2 separate regions of the Homo sapiens genome follow, and region 2 is linked to region 1. A link is a contact called in ENCODE Hi-C or POLR2A ChIA-PET data. All regions are on one chromosome and are shown on one strand. The core of a region is the stretch at or near the end of the contact, and the rest is flanking DNA. Distances in the headings are between cores, read along the strand shown.

What was found. A loop is a pair of places that touch in the nucleus more often than their neighbours do. ChIA-PET counts read pairs that join two places held with the same protein, here RNA polymerase II (POLR2A). Pooled maps may share reads with other maps.
Region 2: a loop to region 1 is called in a map of PC-9, with 3 times the contacts of the local background. The contact joins two enhancer-like sites. A Hi-C loop is called at or near these places in 1 of 168 maps with a recorded cell type or tissue (PC-9) and 5 of 50 pooled maps. POLR2A ChIA-PET finds 5 or more read pairs at or near these places in 3 of 52 experiments (H1, WTC11 and activated naive CD4-positive, alpha-beta T cell).

Annotation. Positions count from the first base shown.
Region 1 is chr6:14,775,823-14,781,188 of GRCh38, reverse strand. No RefSeq gene overlaps it. Among named protein-coding and RNA genes, the nearest start is that of JARID2-DT, 470 kb to the left of the region's middle. Within about 2 kb of position 3,553, at least 2 of the 41 ENCODE cell types and tissues checked have a DNase peak (open chromatin) inside an H3K27ac peak, as active enhancers do.
Region 2 is chr6:14,876,078-14,881,892 of GRCh38, reverse strand. It overlaps LOC105374945 (a long non-coding RNA gene), which reads left to right. Exons shown (of 5, transcript XR_007059473.1): 3 at 5,623-5,815. Among named protein-coding and RNA genes, the nearest start is that of JARID2-DT, 370 kb to the left of the region's middle. RefSeq lists enhancers at 1,128-1,637, 1,638-2,148, 4,718-4,907, 4,688-5,188. Within about 2 kb of position 1,665, at least 7 of the 41 ENCODE cell types and tissues checked have a DNase peak (open chromatin) inside an H3K27ac peak, as active enhancers do.

The DNA of each region.
Region 1 (5,366 bases), core at 2,304-4,803:
GCCTGTGCTCCTCTGCTGTCTCATCTGCTTCTGCAGTGATGAGGCCCTGGACTGCCTCCAACTCCCCATTACACAAGTGCTGCCATGAACATCCTTATACATGTTCCCCTTGACTTATGGGAGAATCCCTAGGAATTAGCGGCATACAGGGATGCCCTGTGTCTCAGGGACAGGATTGCTGGGTCATAGCATACGTCCATCCTTATGTTGGCTGAGTGCTGCCAGATTCTTTCCAGAATGGCTGCCCCAATCTTGTAGGCTGGCAGGAGTTCCTTGTATGTATTCTAGATCGTAGTCCCTTGTCAGTTTTCACATTGCAGATATCTTCTTCCAATATGTTGTTTGTTCGCTTTGTTTATGGTGTCCCTTGCTTTAAAAAAAAATCCTTTGATTTTTTTTCTTTTTTAAAAATGCATGACAGAGATTGATTTGGAATGGCCCTAAATGATCCTTTGATTATGAGCAAAACCAGGGAGCTTTTTACCTTAACTAACATAAATTTTGCTATGTTTCGAGACATAGGCATAGATAGCATTGCACACAGGTGGACCTTAGCATGCCTGAATGAGTTAATCAGTAGAGTTTAAATGCAGAGAAATCTTTAAGTATTAATCTTAAAACTATCTAAATGTCAGTCTGTTTTGGAGATAGGGTTACAAGTGTTGTAAATAGGAAGTCATGCACATTTTTGATAAGCCCTGTAAATCATCAAAACAAAATAAAAGAAAGGAATACTCTTGAGAAAGCATTTGTCACCCTGGGGCTCAGGGGCCAGGTCTCAGAAAGGCTGAGAGAAAGAGCCATATTGGTTTTCCCTTGGGCAGGCCTCTGCTTACACTGTTTGTGAGAATTCAGAAGCAACCTCCTTGGTAGTTCCTATTGGCTCTGTGTATTTGATCTTGGCCAGCAGGTAGCCTGTTAGAGTTAGCAAAGCTTCCAAGGATTGTATTTTTTAAAAAATATAATATCTTGATATGTGTCAAGAGCATGTCTTAGTTCATTTTCTGTTGCTATCACAGAATGCTTGAGACTGTGTAATTTCTAAAGCAAAGAGGTTTATTTCTTACAGTCCTAGAGTCTGGGAAGTCCAAGATTGGGAGGTCTCATGATCCAATCATCTCTTAAAGTCCCCGCCTCTTAATACTGTTACATTGAGGATTAAGTTTCAATATGAGTTTCAGAGAAGACAAACATTCAAACCATAGCAAGGCCTTTATGATCCAGTCCCAATAACAATTTAATTCAATCCTTCCAGGCCCTCCTTCCTTCTGTTTGATGGAAAGCCACATCAAATCCTATATTGCAGTTCCCCTTAGCGTGCCACCTGTGTGCCCAGGCTGGTGTCTCTGCCTGGAAGGAACATCCACTTCATGGACTTTTCCCCATGCTCAAGGCCCAGCTTAAGCTGCATCTCATCTATGAAACTCCATACCCTTCCCCTTGTGCCATCCACATGCTACTACTGTATCAAGTACACAGCTCAATTAGTGCAGATACTGCAAGGTATTGCAGTTATTATACATCTGGCTGCCCCAGTTCCACTTAACTTTGAGCTTCTTGAGGGAGGAATAGGGTCGTGTTCACTATGCGGCACCAATAGACCCTCACACATACACAGAGACCCAGTAATTCTCTCCAACGTGAGAGAAATCTGTTTTCTTGCCCATTAAAGATTACCATCTGTTAACCTTGATCCTCAGGCTTTTAAAATACCAACTAACTAATCTGATGAGTGAATTCATGCTATTGTGTTACGGGTTTAGTGTGTAAAATCTTCTACATGATATTTACGTCTTAAAAGAAAATTTTTGAAAACAGAGGACAGGACTCATTAATATAGAAGAATGACTATAACAATGGAATTTATAAATAGCAACACATTGACTAGGAAGGGTAGGGGATGTTTGGGGGTAGGCAGTTCTTTCAATGCCGTAAAAATTACCCCACCTCTACAAAATATCGATATTTAGGGATGCATTGAGTTTGTACACAGAGTTAGTCTTTTCCTCCAAGTTTCTCAATAACAGAAGTAGATAAATATATAGCACATGAAATCTTTGAGTACCTATGAGTCAAATTTAATCATGACAACAACACACTGACACTTGTCCCTGAATAAGATGTGTTTGATGATACGTTTTGTTGCTAGAAATTTGCTGCTGGAGGAGGTAGAAATAATGTAGGAGGCATAGGAATGTTTCTCTTCAAGATGAAGATTTACTTCTTAGGATTCTCAGTGGGGATTTTCTTTCCTGGCTTTTCTTTTTCATTCCTGAACATCAGCGGAAAGGTCCTTAATCCATGAATGCGGACGTCAGCTGGACAGGTCAGCCCTAGAGACAGGATGCTCCATTGGGCACGTAGGCAGCACTCTCTCTCCATCTCCCTTTTCTATCTGTTTTTGTATTATTCTCCTTTCTTCTCTTAGCTGGATGACTTTATCTGCCCCTCAGTCTATCTGATAGAAAACACACACCTTAGTGTCTACCTCTTGCTATTCCAAAGTCCTGGGGTCTGGAATTTGAGATTCTCACTGGTCTGGCACGCGTCTGGTGCTCACTCTGGTCCCAGTCAACATGGCTCGGAGTATGGGGCCGTGTTGAACAGGCATGGCTACCGGGAGCTCCCTGTGACCAAGGCAGGAGTGGAAGGGAGCTCTGGAAAGAAGACCTGTGCACGCACTGTCACCAGCGTCCACTATGACAGCAACCTTTATATGCGAAAAGGTTTTCTGGGCACTCGCCAGATCATTTTTGAGAAATACCCATTTCTCTTTCAGCCCAATACTCCAAAGAGGAGAAAGAAATGGACACAACTTGGAACATGTTATGATAGGAGTCCCTGTTCTGTTATAGCACACTTGTCTTGGTATCACAATATACCTACATATGTGTGTACCTGTACAGAATTGCATATTGTCAGAGACTGTAGTGCAAACATATATCCTCTTGGGAATCCAGCATATGAGCTTCCCAATACACACCCTACACAAAAATCTCCCAAGGAAAGCAAATAATTTCAAGTTTTAGGAAAGAGCAGCGATTTGTTATGATAATAGCGTTCAACAAGTATAGCATTCTAGATTCAAAGGAAATGCCTTGTGGAAAAAAAAAAAGTGCTAAAATGGCTTGATTGGGGTTTTAATGAGAGTTTGTTTCTCCTCTACTCCACCCTTCATTCTCTCCCACCCCCAGTTATTTTCTCCAGCAAGCCAGTCAAGAGCCCTGTGCTGGGAACACTGAGAGAATGTTAACAATTCAACTCTACCAATTAATTGCCGCAACTTTCTCCATCCTGCTCAGCAGGGTCTCTCTTGCAGGCTGCTGAAAACCTAACAATGCACTTTACCGTTGTGAATGCGTAATGATGTGTTCATCAGGGGGCTTAAAAACCCTTGGGGCTACAATATCCACTTCTCGGCACCCATTATAGAGGCTAGAGTATGTCTTACGTGACAGTAAAATGTGAAGCAGGAATGCCGTCTTTAAAGAGAAAAGGCAACACCCAGGAGATACAGGAATCGCACAGTCATGCTGACTTAAAATACACATGTAAACACTCACTGTGCCCCTGGTGTCCTGTCCATAAATAAAATGGCTTGCTCAAGAAACCAGGTTTGAAGTGGAGGTTTGCCGTCACTCCCCAGATCTGTATGGAAGTGTCAGAAGTGGAGTCAGCTAGTTAGTTCACCCCAATAGGTACTGAGAGCTATTAAGTCTGTACCACTGTGTCGGGAGAGACCAGGAGGAATCGAGCAGGTATGAGTCTTTCTTTTTTTCTTTTTTTTTTTTTTTTTTAGACGGAATTTTGCCCTTGTTGCCCAGGCTGGAGTGCAGTGGCACGATCTCGGCTCACCGCAACCTCCGCCTCCAGGTTCAAGTGATTCCCCTGCCTCAGCCTTCTGAGTAGCTGGGATTACAGGCATGCACCGCCATGCCCGGCTAATTTTGTATTTTTAGTAGAGATGGGGTTTCTCCATGTTGGTCAGGCTGGTCTCGAACTCCCGACCTCAGGTGATCCACCTGCCTCGGCCTCCCAAAGTGCTGGGATTACAGGCGTGAGCCGCTGCGCCTGGCCCAGGTACGGGTCTTTCATATGGAGCTTCTAGTCAGTTATTGGTGACAAAGTGCAGAGGTAAAGGGTGAACAGATTTAGGGGAAGACAGAAGCCTGAGGATAATTAAGTACCAAATTAGTATCACTAATAGTGAGTGCTGCTTTTAGTCGCAGTTCAGTATAAAGGAGGAAGGAAAGAGGAGAGAATTGGATTTTCTTGTCTGTTTTTGCCTAATTGGGTATGATGGATGTGTTTGCCCAGGAACACCACACAGAGATTTAGGGAAGAAAGTGATAAATTCTGTTGTGAAAACAGGGACATAGAAAGGGCCCTGAAGGAGTTGGTTTTTAAAATCCAGCTGAATGTCACTGTAAATTTTACAGTTTGATGTTGTGTTTCTAACAGTGGTTCTCAATCAGGAATGGTTTTGAATATTGCAGGTTAGGTGGGAATCACTGATTGAAGGAAGGGGAAAGGCAGGGAGAAAAGTTCCAATAGAAGGCACAGGACACAAAATAGTTACAAATGAATGGGGGAGTAATGTCTTCTGCAAGTGAAATGTTCTCCAGGTTTAGAGTGATCTCATTTTACAGGCAAATGCCTGGGAATTTGATAAGACTGTCAACAATCCACTTCCCCTACAACTAAACCTCATTTTGATAACTCGGACTGTGCAGTGGTTTGTACTCCCACCACCAGCTCTCTAAACCCAACGAAATGTATCTACAGGACAGGTAGTCTTTTTTTAGGTTGATCTTGGACTGGCACGGAGAAAGAAAGGTTTGGATCACTGCTGTGGTTTGAATGTCCCTGTCAAAACTCTTGTTGAAATTTAGTTGTCAATGTAACATTATTGGGAGGTGAGGTCTCTAAGAGGTGATTCGCTCATGAGGGCTCTGTCTTCATCAGTGGGTTGGTGCAGGTATCATAAGACTGGGTTAGTTATTGTGGGAGTGGCTCCCGAGAAAAGGATGAGCTTGGCCTGATTTCCTCTCTCCCATCTCATATGCTTGTTCATCATGTGATGCTTTTCACAATAGAATGATCCCTACCAGATGTCAGCACCATGCTCTTGGACTTACCAGTCTTAAGAACTCTGAGAAATAAATCTATTTTCTTTGTAAATTATGCAGTTTGTGGTATATTTTTATAGCAGCAGAAAATGGACTAAGACAATCACAAGTTTCAATTGTGATCCAAGGGTCAGGAAAGGGATTCTGGTAGGATAAACTGTCCTTGCTTCTTCACACTCACCCTATCTATTCAAAGACTCTGGCATCTATACAAAACAAACCAGAAAAAAACTTAAT
Region 2 (5,815 bases), core at 416-2,915, 100 kb before region 1:
ATGGCCATTTAGAATCAATGTCTTTATTTGTTCCATCTGGATAGTTATGAAATTTGAAAGCATTAGAACTCTTATGAAGAAGATGGTCCTTACCAAATTTCAGAAACAAAGATTGGATTTAGGCCCACCATAGCTTTATTCACGATGGGCTTTAATGATAGTATCTGAAATGGATTCACTAGAGAATGCGGTCCTGCCCTGGGGCCTCATGTTTCTGAACTGATGGAAACCGCTGGACGAGCAGAGCTGGGAGCTGGGAGAAGTCAGGATATTAACTAGGCAGCACTGGATAAATCACAAACCAAGATCCACAACTTCCTCAAAGGGTTGACTCATAGCATTGACCAGTGCCAAAGATCTACTACAATAGTAGCCTTAAAAAAAAAAAAGTTTCACTAAGGTCAAGAAGAACCATAAGCACTGCCTATGCATTAAATTAACACTGGGGAACATTTTTATCATAATGCAATACAATTTAGATTTTTCTCATTGTTTTCATTTTGGAGGGAAAAGTGAGCTCCTCAAAGCCGTTTGCTTAGTATGTGTGTCACCGATTTGGAGACCAGATGCTGGGAGATACTGGAAGTCTGTGTCTAGAGGGGACTCTGCCTGTGGAGCTGGAAAATCTTTCTCCTGACTCAGTTGCTCCACCCCAAAAGGATACCAAAAATATTGTGCAAAGAGAGAAAAGTCAGGATCTTGGTGAAGGGAGCAGCCTCCTCCATCCTTTTAATCAAAGAAAATTTCATGATTGTATCCTTACAGTCCTTTGTTGTAAGGTAAAGGCTGTAGAAAGAGATCCCAGCAGGCTGGATTAGACAAGGAAATCTCCACAATATAAAAGGAAATTGCCCTTGTCTCTAAAGGATGGGCAGGATTTAGACAGCTGGAGGCAAGAACATTCTCCATGGGGAAAGGGGCAGTGGAGATGGAAATGGGATTGATGGATTCCTGAGACAGAGGTCGGGAGCCTTGCTGTGAAAGAGGAAATGTGTTGGGAAATAGTAGGAACCGAAGTTTCTGGGCAGAGCAGGCCTTTATTATGGAGGGCCATGAAAGACAGGAAAAAAAGTTTCTGTTTAACCTTGCAGGAAGCTGGAAGCCATGGAAACTTTTCAGCAGGGGAATGACAATAACAAGACAGACTTGGAGACAGAAAGCCTGGATTTGGGGGCATTGTAATTGAGCGCCAATATCATGAAAATAAAATAAACAATAACAACAAAAACTGCTGAGACTATGGAGACTGATTTGTTATGGGAAGGGAAAGAAAGTGATGTCAAAGATGCCACCAGGGGTTGGACTAATAGAGACCAGGGCTACCCAAAGACACGAGGAGGGGCTGCTGGTCTGGAGGGAGGGTTGTGAGTTTTGTTTTGCCTGTTTGAGTTTAAGAACATGATGAGGAACCCAAGTGCAGCTCAACAGTGGGGCTGCTGCCTGAGCCCCTGGAGACTAAATCCGCTTAGAGGTGATGATTGAAAGAAAGTGTGAGCCTGGAAAAATGTTCTTTTAGAGAAAGCGTGAAGAAAGGAGAGCGGGGGCCCAAGACTGGGCCTTGGACTGGAGGCTGAAGAGGAACCTGTGAAGGAAACAGAATGTTCCCAGCCAAGGGCTCCCTGGTCCTGCAGGATGCCTTGCTGCCTGCTGCCCAGGGCACAGCAACCATTGCTACCAAAACAGTGCCAGCTCCAGCTTGCGGCAGAGAAAAGCGATGCAGGCCTGGAGGCCAGCAGCAATGTTGACATGATGTGCTACATTATTCGACCTACCCACCTTGGTGTCTACTTTAGGGCACCCTTTCAAATCCGGCGCTGTCGGGTGCAGTATCCATGTTACCAATGGTTTAAGCTGATAGTTTAGAAGGGCCCTGTAATTAGGGTTGCCAGATTTAGCAAATGAAAATATAGGATACTCAGTTAGATTTGACCAGATAAACCATGAATGTTTTTTAGTATAAGTATGTCCCAAATATCATATAATATATACTTGTATTTTAAAATGTGATTATTTCTCTGAAATTCAAATTTAACTGGGCATCTTGTTTTTCATCTGGCAATCTTTCTATACTCTGATAAATCTTCTGATCTCAGTTCTAAGGGGGCCATGATCACACCTTTTCTTGGCGAGTGGCCCCTCTTCCCCAAGACACATTTCATTCTCTTTTTTCCCTCCCCCACATTGAATCAGATGGTATTATTCAGAATACACAGGCCATTGTTCTACACCCACCATGTGCTTGGCAGGGCACAAGTTATTTTCACATATACAATATCAGTAGTTTGCAACTTGTTCAGGGGATATAGAACTTGAAAATCAGGTGCTTTTGGCAGACTATCACAGATGTAAAAATTTTTTTTTTTTTTTTTTTTTTTTTTTGAGACAGAGTCTCACTCTCTTGCCCAGGCTGGAGTGCAGTGGCATGATCTTGGCTCACTGTAACCTCTGCCTCCTGATTCTCCTGCCTCAGCCTCCTGAGTAGCTGGGATTACAGACATGCATCACCATGCCCGGCTAATTTTTGTACTTTTAGTAGAGATGGGGTTTCACCATGTTGGCCGGGCTGGTCTCAAACTCCTGACCTCAGGTGAGCCGCCCACCTTGGCCTCCCAAAGTGCTGGGATTACAGGTGTGAGCCACCGTGTCTGGCCATAAATGTAAAATAATTATACCAGCAATTCTGACAATGCCATGGAGGTGGGAAAGAAGCCCCAACAATGATTGAGACTGAAAGTTATGTGCGGGCATGCAATGAAACATTACAATAGAAAAATACATATATCCAAAGTACAGTCATGTTTTTAAGTCATTCCATTGATATTTTTGACAGGCAGTTTATTGAGATATGTGTTTTTGTTCTCCCTGTTGTATTTTCACCTTCCTCATTCCTGAGAAACTGAGTCTTGTCTTATAAGACCAAAGCATGACTTGTTGGTACCCAGAAGACAACTCCACCTGATATTTGTTGTAAAGGCCCTTTGAGTAGGATTACACTGGGCCTTCTGGGAAAGGAAAGGGATGAAAGAAAATGTTCACAGTTGAGAAATTGAATTGGGTTGGTGGGTAAGGAGTGGGGGAGTCCATGAAATTAAGAGCAGGACTGGCTTTGGGATCTCTAAACATGGGAGGTCCTGGGCCCTGAAGGGGTCTAGAATAAGCCAAGGTGGCATAAAAAAATTATTTTGAGCTGAAGGCATTTGAGTTCATGAAATCTCTTATCTGCCTAAAAGCAGAGCCTCCCAAAAGAACTCAGTTTTTATAAATCCCCTCCTTGGAAGCAATTCTAATCTTCTCTTCTTGGAAATGAGAAATTGGTACCACAGTCAAACAGATATTGTTACAAAAAGATCATTTTTCCCTTTTATTCTCCTATGGGCACATTTGTCTTTCTAAAAAGTCATTTGTTTTCCCTAAGTGCCATTTCTTCTCCATTTCTAAGTAGTCATTTGTTTTCCCAGAAGTGCCCCTCTGCCCCTCCCCTTCCCCTAATAGGGTAGCATATAAGCCCTGAATTCTAACCACCTCCTTGAGACTCCTTGAGTCTTTGTGAATTCCAGTGTGTACATATACAATTATAATCTGTTTTTTTTCTCGTCCTCATCTATCTTTTGCCAGTTTAGTTTGCACATCCCCAATCACCGCACCTAAGAGGGTAGAGGAAAAGTTTTTCCTCCCAGACAGTCCCTCTTGTGCCAAGTGCCTCCTGAGGATTGTGGCAGGTTGCCTGTAGGGTTAGGGTGGGGGTCCCATGGGTGTATCTGTGGACACAGTGGCTACATGGGGGCTCCCTGAATTCTTTCAGAGTAGGATGTGCTGATCTTGCCAGGCAACCAGTGCTCAACAGAAGCAGAGAGAGAGGGACTGTTGGCCACAGTGGCAGCCCCCACAGCTCAACCTCCTGGTACATTCCTTCCCTCCTCACATATTCAAGTCCTGGTACCACATAGCACTCACAATGCCACGGCGGGGGAAGGAAGCCTCAATAATGACTGAGACTGAATTTCCTACCAGCTAGGCAGGTGGGGATCAGAAGCAGAATAAATTTAATTCAGAAATATAAAAAATCCTATTCTTGCCTCTTTGCGTCAAGAGAAACATTCATTCCTTTTTCATTTTTCTTTTTGTTCATTGTTTAAGAAGTCACAAGAACTACAAACCTAAAAAAAAAAAAGTCTACTGGAGAAAAGCCTAACATTGAGAAAATTCTAGAAAATTCTATCCATTAACTTAATCCCATCCCCTAACCCTGGGGTTATGAAAATGTCACCATTTAAGAAAATTTTTAGCAGCTGAACACCTCAGTTAGTTCAGTGCTGTAGGAATGCAGTTAGAAAAACCATATTATCTCATGGGGTAAGGCTGCGCACAGGATGCTGACATTTAAAACCCAGTGTCCAGCATGACACAATGATGTTATTTATAGACCGAGAAGGATCTAGGACAAATGTGATGCATAGAAAGAAATAAAAAGAAGGAAGGAGCAAGCCATAGAAACCCGAGGTTGAATCGAGGAGGAAAACCCCCAGCAAAAAATCTGAGACACATCAAGCTTTTGTAGGGTTCATGTTTAGCAGGAAGTTGAAATGACTCACCGTATCCTGTTGTACTCGCCCTGTGATTCCATTTATCCCCTCCAAGGCTTTTAAAGCTCTGATTTGTGTAGGAAAATCACACAGCATGTCAAAGAATGACTACGCTCTGGTTTTACACATCCGTATTTTTAAACAGCACAAAATGGTTGTACTTCTCAATATCGAAATCTGACTGGGGCCTCTCCTGCTTGACCTTGCCCTGGAGGCTGCTGTCCTTCCATGGGTGGGTGCCCAGGCTGAGCTTGCACGGGCTCCTTCATGTCCCCCTTGGTCAACCTAGGTGAAGAGGGGAAGAATCCAGCTCCCACCATGCACCTTATTGACAGAAGCCTTCCTCAGATGAATATTCATGAGCAGCCTAAGTTTCTTTGGCTTTTCTGTTTACTAGTTTTATTAGCTCTTGAGAGGGGAGAGAGAGAGAGAGAGAGAGAGAGACTGGGGGAGACAGAGAAAGAAGCTGGGTGCGGTGGCTCATGCCTATAATCTCAGCACTTTGGGAGGCTGAGGCAGGAGGACTGCTTGAGCCCAGGAGTTCAAGACCAGCTGAGCAACATAGCAAGATCCCATCTCCATAAAAAAAGAAAAATAAAAATTGAAGAGAGAGAGAGAGAGAGAGAACTTTCCATAATTAATAGAGATAAGGTCAGCAAGATAACTCTTTTTTGCTCTTTTCCTAATTGCCCCTTCCTGGGGTGATTCCTTTCCTAAATGGGCCTCCTCTTAATCCTCAAGCTATTATGATATAAAAATTAAAGTGTGATATCCTGGCTCGCCCATTTCCTATTAATGGAATGACCTGTGGTAATCAATAGAGGAAATGCAGGAATGTTAACAGATGTGTGGTTCTGTTTGAGAGTCTCCAATTAAGTGATATGTCTTCAAGGTGGAAAGATGAGATCATTTTGAAATTAGTTTCTTTTTGGCTTTTTAAGTCTTTGGTTATTATCAATTGCATTAAAAAAACCAATTGGAAAGGAAAATCGATCGGTGCTGAATTCCTCCCCCACCTGAAGTCTTCATGCTTCCTCAGGTGATAGGATGCTAGAGAGGAAAATTTGGAATTAGCTTTTAAAAGGAAGAGAAATGACGGTGTAACCATCTGCCAAATACATGGAAACAACAACAACAAAAACCTCATCATTCACCTGGCCTGGCAAATAGGTTTGTGCATTTTTTTTCTTTTCTGTCCACCCTGTTGTTTGTCAGAGGTTGACCAAGAACTT